2 separate regions of the Mus musculus genome follow, and region 2 is linked to region 1. The links are chromatin contacts, found by Hi-C in ENCODE. All regions are on one chromosome and are shown on one strand. Each heading gives the region's core, a stretch centred on a gene start or an enhancer-like site at or near the end of the contact. The rest is flanking DNA. Distances are from core to core; before and after follow the strand shown.

Region 1 (3,319 bases), core at 541-3,040:
CACTGGAATCAGGGATCACCTCGTAAAACTGCTTTTACCAGTTTGAGTACTTGAGATGGAGTTCACAGAACCCACATATAGCAGGATGTACAGTGTGAGGATCTGTAGTCTCAGACTTCCTATGAAGAGACAGGAGGAACAGAAAGAAGAGACCCTTAAACCTCTTGAGCCAGGTAGCCTGAAATATGCAGTGAAGAGACTGCATCTCCCTTCCAAATACAAATCAGCTCTGACCCTGTGCACCTTGTAAAATCAGACAGGATAGAAAGAGTCAAGGTGTTATGGTCATAGACTTAACCCTGACTCAAACAAGATGGAAGATGCAGATCAACAACTGAATTTACCCTATGATCCCTATACATAGGCCATGGTATGAGTGAGCCCACATTCACATACATGAATATGTACATATACATATATGGACACACATATATACAAACATTATACATACCCATGCCTTAAAGTATATTTTTAAAGTAATTGAAAATAGGAACTGAAGAGATAGCTCAGCAGGTAAGAATCGATAGTGCTTCTGCACTGGACCCAAGTACAGTTGTCAGTGCCCACTTCAGATGGGTCACAAATGCCTGTAACTGCAGCCTCATGGGGACGGAATGCCTCTGACCTCTGTGGACACCTACACTCACGTGAACTGACCCACAGACATACAGAAACCCATACACATAATTAAAAATAATATAAACAAATCTTTAAAAAGATGAAAACAACAGAAATTAGGATAAAGAAGTCTAAGATGGAAATAAAAACATCAAGCTGCCTTTGTATTAATGATAAAAAGACATGGTAATAATTAATTATGTTCAAATTTCCACTGACAAGAGGAAAGAATATAAGCTGTTACTCCATTTTCTAGTTATATGCCTAGAAAAGGGTGAAGAGCCAAATGTTTAGATGAAACCATTCAATCCCTGTCACTGAAATGCCCTCTGAGGAGAGGGGTTTGTATAAAACCTCAGAGAGCGCCAGGGACCTGCCTTCATGAGACAATGATGACAGCACATTCACATGAAGACGTTGTCCCAGCGTGTGTACATAGCATTGCTGGTCCCCACTGTGAGATTTTCTGAACAAAATTGATCAACTCCTCTACCTAAGCCACAGTTGCTGTGACCCTGTCTCCCTGGCTTTGACCACGTACAAATAAATAAAGGAACAGAGACTGCTTTCCCTCTTAATAGCAGTCAGGTTGGACTAGAAGAAACGGGCACATGATGGTCTAAATGGCAATTTTATTAGATTTCGAGAAAACTTCGGAATAGTTCAGAAGGCGAGGTCATTGAACCTTTTATCGGAGGACCTTTAAAACTGTGATAGATTTTCAGAGGTAAAAATGACATCAGTGGGCTTCTTCCTGGCCAGTGGAAAGGGTAGCCGTGGGCTTTTCGACCTTTGTAACTTGGGTCTGTAGGAGATCCTAAACACTAAATACTCTTATTTACACACAGGCAAATGTTGACTGTTGTGAGAATGTGTATATTCTAGAACACCAGATAGGCGATTGTTCTAGGGGAGCAAGACGGGTTCTAGGGCCAAAAGGCACATGTGGCGTGAAAGCATTTGAAAGGGGTCTACCAGACTGGGACGAACCCAGGGGGAGGATGCGGGTAAGTAGAAGAGACCAGAGAGAGACGCAACAGAAGCAAATTTTGTTTGATAAATGACAACTTACTGTACATGAATATTTGATATGCTAATAAACATGTTTTAATGTCCACACCATTTGCATGGTTTTGTGCTGCCACAAGGGGGCAGTATTGCCTCAGCGTTTCCTCCTTACTGTCAGCTTTTTCTCCTAAAACCCTGCAGTAGATTTCTCAGCACTTGCTTAGGAAGCAGCAAGCAGTAATTTATCTTGTATTCTGTGTTGCAGAACAACAGGGATCTGGCTAAAGACCAGCACTTCTAAAATTTCTTTGTAACCATATATATAATGACCGTGGGTCTTTTATGTGTCAGTGAAAAATGCCACTTTTAGGAGGTGTGGGCCTCACCATAGCCTCGTGTGAATCAAACACATGGCCTTTTCAGTAATAGGATTTCAGGACTAACGAGGGAGTATTAGACCTGCAGGAGAGTCAGGAAGCTGAGGTTCCTTTGAGAATTGAAAGACTCCCCTGGCTCTCCAGCAGCTGGGCGGGAGGATGAAAGACCAAAGACATCTTTAGCCTTCTCTGTAGTCACGACCAGCAGCTCTGTCTCCATTTTGTGTTGAGTAGGAGGACAAGCAGCCTGCCTTCCCTGGTTCAGCTGGCTTGCAGAAGGATGCTCTGGCAGGTTTGTCACATGGGGTGCAGAGAGCCCCTTCATAGCAGAGGGAGTCAGGTGAAGCTACAGAGCCTAGGATCTAATTCTCCAGAGTGAGGTCGAAGAGATTTTCAGTAATTAACTGTCTATTCTGGGAGCTGCTGGGTAGTGCCAAGGAAGGATAAAACTAAGCCTTCCTTTCCCCTGGGGGAACTAGATGAGAAGACTGCGGCTCTCAAAGAGAGGCCAACTCACAAGGTTTGGGGCACTGAGTCCAGATTCACTCAGTGTTTGAGTGCTGAACATGTGCGTTTAAAGTGTCTTCTGAGAAGTCATGCTAAGAAGGGCTGTATACCCCTGTGTCGTCAAATGAAATAACTTGATGTCAACGTAAAACAGTGAGCACCTGTTATCTAACACACCTGTCTGGAGTGTTTGTTTCCCTTTGTCTAAAGCATAGCTAGCCTGTGGGAAGGGATATTGCTTGGGGAGTAAATGACAGGAAGTGTTTGCATTCATCTGTGCCCCCTTGAGACTGGGACCAGTCTCCATGAAAAGGGAAGGGGTGTGTTATGTTGTGACTCTGATTAGCTGGGGGAAATTCGGGACCTGTAATGTGACTTAAGCAGCAGATGCTCTCCATCGACCAGTGACCACAACCTCTCTGAGCCTTTCTCTTTGGGTTATCTGATTCCAGAAAGACCCTCAGAATTTGCTGTTAGTCAGTGGAAAACTGGACCATATGCTTGATGCCATGGGCCAAATCTGGTCTACTTTCTGGTCTTCTAGGAACAGTGCATTGGTAGAGAAGCTAAAGTTATATTTGGTCAGCGTAGAGTATGGGAATTTCTTGATACTGAGCATAGGAGAGTCATCAGAATTCAGGGAATTAAAAACTACTTTAATGTGGGAAGAGGTATACTTTAGTTCTTCACATAAGGCGAGTGCTCTAACATGACATGACAGCCCCCACCCATAGTGGCTATCACTTGGAAGTCATAACTCTAATAACATACTGATTGTAGAACCAATGGTGTTTTAGGTGAGGAGCAGT
Region 2 (3,319 bases), core at 436-2,935, 1.2 Mb after region 1:
AAGCACATTCCTGGGTAATGAGGAATTTTTATTCACCTCTCTGATAGTCCTTCTGTTTAACAACCATCATTTAAGGCTGCACCCGGCTGCACTCAGGGGCCAGTATGCGTGTTCTTCCTCTGGTCAGTGACTCTAACCTCCACCCTAGCACACTGTGTCACATAGCCCACTCTTGGTGACAAATTTCCCACCCTCAGGTTATGGTTTTGTTCTAAAGCTAGAAAAAGGCTACTCTGCACACCCAGGGTACTGGTCAGATTTACATTTTTATAGGGTGACTGTCTGTCTGTCCCTGTTGGGCTGGAGCCTTTAGCGCTAGAGTTTCCACATCCTGAGAGAATCCCACGCAAAATGAAGCAGCTGGCCACCCTGACTTTAAAGTCGATGGAGAAGTGAAATCTTCACAACTCTAGGCAAAGGTTGAAAAAAACCCTTGAGAACTCTTATCAACGAAAGATTCCAAAATAAGAGTTAAACTAGAAACATTTTTTTTTCCTTAGCAAATAAACAAATACCTATTGAAAGGATAAATATGGCTTCCCAATGCATAGAGCTCCACACCCCGGGAGTGTATCCCATGACAGGCCTCGAAGAGACAATGGGAAACAAGAAAGACACAATCCCTAACCTGACAAGACAAAGAGGCAATGACATCCAGCGTGCTAAGTGCTGGGAGACAGGAGAATAATTTAGTTACAGAAACTGGGGGGGATGCTGCTCTGATTGTCATAGCTCTGTGACAGAAGGCATTTCCTTCCTCATAGAAGACATCGCCAAGTACCTTTCAAAAGTAAACTAGCAGGGCTGGGAAGATGTTTCAGACAGTGCTCCCCATACATGGATGAGGGCTTGCGTTTCAGTCACTCCAGCATTCATACTGAAAAAAGAACTGGGTGCGTATATGTAACCCCAGCTATTATAACCCAATTCGGGATCTCTAGTTCCAATAAGTGTCCAGTTAGGGTTTTTGGGTTTTTTGGTTTTTTGCTTTTTGTTTTTTGTCAACCTGACACAAATTAAAATCACCATGGAAGAAGAACATCAATTGAGGGTAAAAGTTCCTATTTCAAAAAACCCAAAACCCAAACATGGTGGAAAGCAATTGAGAAAGAGAGCCGGCATTGACCTTTGACCTACATAGGCACCCACAGGCCCACAGACAGAGGAGTATACACATGAACACATGTGCACACACTTACCGACCCCCGACACACAAAGAGACACAAAAGTGAATGATTTCACTTGCCATTGGCCCAGGTACCCCTTCTACAATAGACTGTCTCACACACACAGCAGGTGATTCTCAGTAGGTTTCTGTCATTCCCATCTTATGTGGATGTACAACTAGAGATGGGGGGCTTTCCTTTTGAGACCCAAGCAGGACTCAAAACTCCATCGGGTCAGTATGAGCAGAGCAAACCCATCTGAGTCCAGCAGCTGGTTTGTTCAAACACGAAAGTTGGTTTCCCTACCTTACTCGGAACATATTTCAAATATTTAGCTTCTCAGTTCAAAGTGTTTCTGCTGGATCGGGCTTCATTTTTACATCGGCGTGATAAACCGCAACAATGGTTTTATCCTGAGATGTTTTGAGTTTTAATACTGTATCCCACTGTTTGGTTTTGTTTTTACATTTGGCCGGACCGTTTGCTGTGCCGTGTGCAATGAAACAGCGTCCCCCAGTGGTAGCAAAGGAACATTGCAGCAAGGGTGTGTCTAGCGAGTGAAAAGCTCTTTGATCTGTTCCCTTCCAATACCTCCCAGGAAACTTAACTGTTTCGGTGCACACATTAGGAGGCAATTAGCAATTACTTTTAAAGTGATTTTATTATCACATCTATGAGGATTTTTAAAAGCAATGTCATTGTGAGGCTATTTGATAAATGTTCAAAGGGAAAAGGAAGAATATATTACAAGCACCTGCAGGCACTCGGAAATGTTCCCTGTTGTGTGGAATTGGAAGACTGTGAAGAGAAAGCCCTTAACAATGTCAGATGTTTTCTTTTGAATTCCTCCCAAATCCTTCCAGACTGGAAGAATGTTGAAGTCAAAGAGAAGGCCGGGAGGGCTGAGGGGTTGCCAGAGGCAGGAAATGTCCACAGCCGCCAGAGGAAAATCTCAGCACAACAGTATCATTGTGCTGTGTGAAACCTTAACTCCGTCATGGGTCGCCTGGTTTTCACATTGCTATGGAGAAAGTATCAAGAGACCATTTGTTCTAACGATCACTCCCGTCAGGTTACTTCCTTGCCAGTAAGTGCTCCAGGGTGCTGGAAACTTCCAAAGGAAGAGTGCTCCTTCCTTCAGCATTGCTCTCGGAGGGATGCACACGGACCCACGGCCTGTTGAAAGGCTAGGAGTCTTGAAAAGCTGAGATGGGAAAAGCAGAAGGGCTGAGGGGGAAAAAAAATGAATCTGGATTTTTTTTCAAAACAATAAAATGTTTAATTCCAGACATGGTTTCTAGTTCTTCCAATAAGTACTTTGAGTTTACTAACATTTTATATGTGTGTGTGTGTGTGTGTGTGTGTGTGTGTGTGTGTGTGTGTGTGTATGTGTGTGTGTATGTGTGTGTGTATGTGTGTGTGTGTGTATGTGTGTGTGTGTATGTGTGTGTGTGTATGTGTGTGTGTGTATGTGTGTGTGTATGTGTGTGTGTATGTGTGTGTGTATGTGTGTGTGTGTGTATGTGTGTGTGTGTATGTGTGTGTGTGTATGTGTGTGTGTGTATGTGTGTGTGTATGTGTGTGTGTATGTGTGTGTGTATGTGTGTGTGTATGTGTGTGTGTATGTGTATGTGTGTGTGTGTATGTGTGTGTGTGTATGTGTGTGTGTGTATGTGTGTGTGTATGTGTGTGTGTATGTGTGTGTGTGTATGTGTGTGTGTATGTGTGTGTGTGTATGTGTGTGTGTATGTGTGTGTGTATGTGTGTGTGTATGTGTGTGTGTGTATGTGTGTGTGTATGTGTATGTGTGTGTGTGTATGTGTGTGTGTGTATGTGTGTGTGTATGTGTGTGTGTATGTGTGTGTGTATGTGTGTGTGTGTATGTGTGTGTGTATGTGTGTGTGTGTATGTGTGTGTGTGTGTGTGTGTATGTGTGTGTGTATGTGTATGTGTGTGTGTGTATGTGTGTGTGTGTATGTGTGTGTGTATGTGTGTGTGTATGTGTGTGTGTATGTGTGTGTGTGTATGTGTGTGTGTATGTGTGTGTGTGTATGTGTGTGTGTATGTGTGTGTGTATGTGTGTGTGTGTGTATGTGTGTGTGTGTGTGTGTGTGTGTGTGCGTATGCGCCAATGACCTGGAGATGGCTGGGGC

Evidence for each region. Hi-C counts contacts between places; a loop is a spot of excess contacts on that map.
Region 2: a loop to region 1 is called in a map of left cerebral cortex, with 11 times the contacts of the local background. The contact joins two enhancer-like sites. A Hi-C loop is called at or near these places in 16 of 37 maps with a recorded cell type or tissue (ES-E14, gastrocnemius, heart and 2 more).

Annotation. Positions count from the first base shown.
Region 1 is chr1:81,315,009-81,318,327 of GRCm38, forward strand. The region is part of intron 6 of Nyap2 (neuronal tyrosine-phophorylated phosphoinositide 3-kinase adaptor 2); the gene reads left to right. Among named protein-coding and RNA genes, the nearest start is that of Nyap2, 240 kb to the left of the region's middle. Within about 2 kb of position 1,791, at least 1 of the 3 ENCODE cell types and tissues checked has a DNase peak (open chromatin) inside an H3K27ac peak, as active enhancers do.
Region 2 is chr1:82,474,794-82,478,112 of GRCm38, forward strand. The region is part of intron 37 of Col4a4 (collagen, type IV, alpha 4); the gene reads right to left. Among named protein-coding and RNA genes, the nearest start is that of Gm46095, 100 kb to the left of the region's middle. Within about 2 kb of position 1,686, at least 1 of the 3 ENCODE cell types and tissues checked has a DNase peak (open chromatin) inside an H3K27ac peak, as active enhancers do.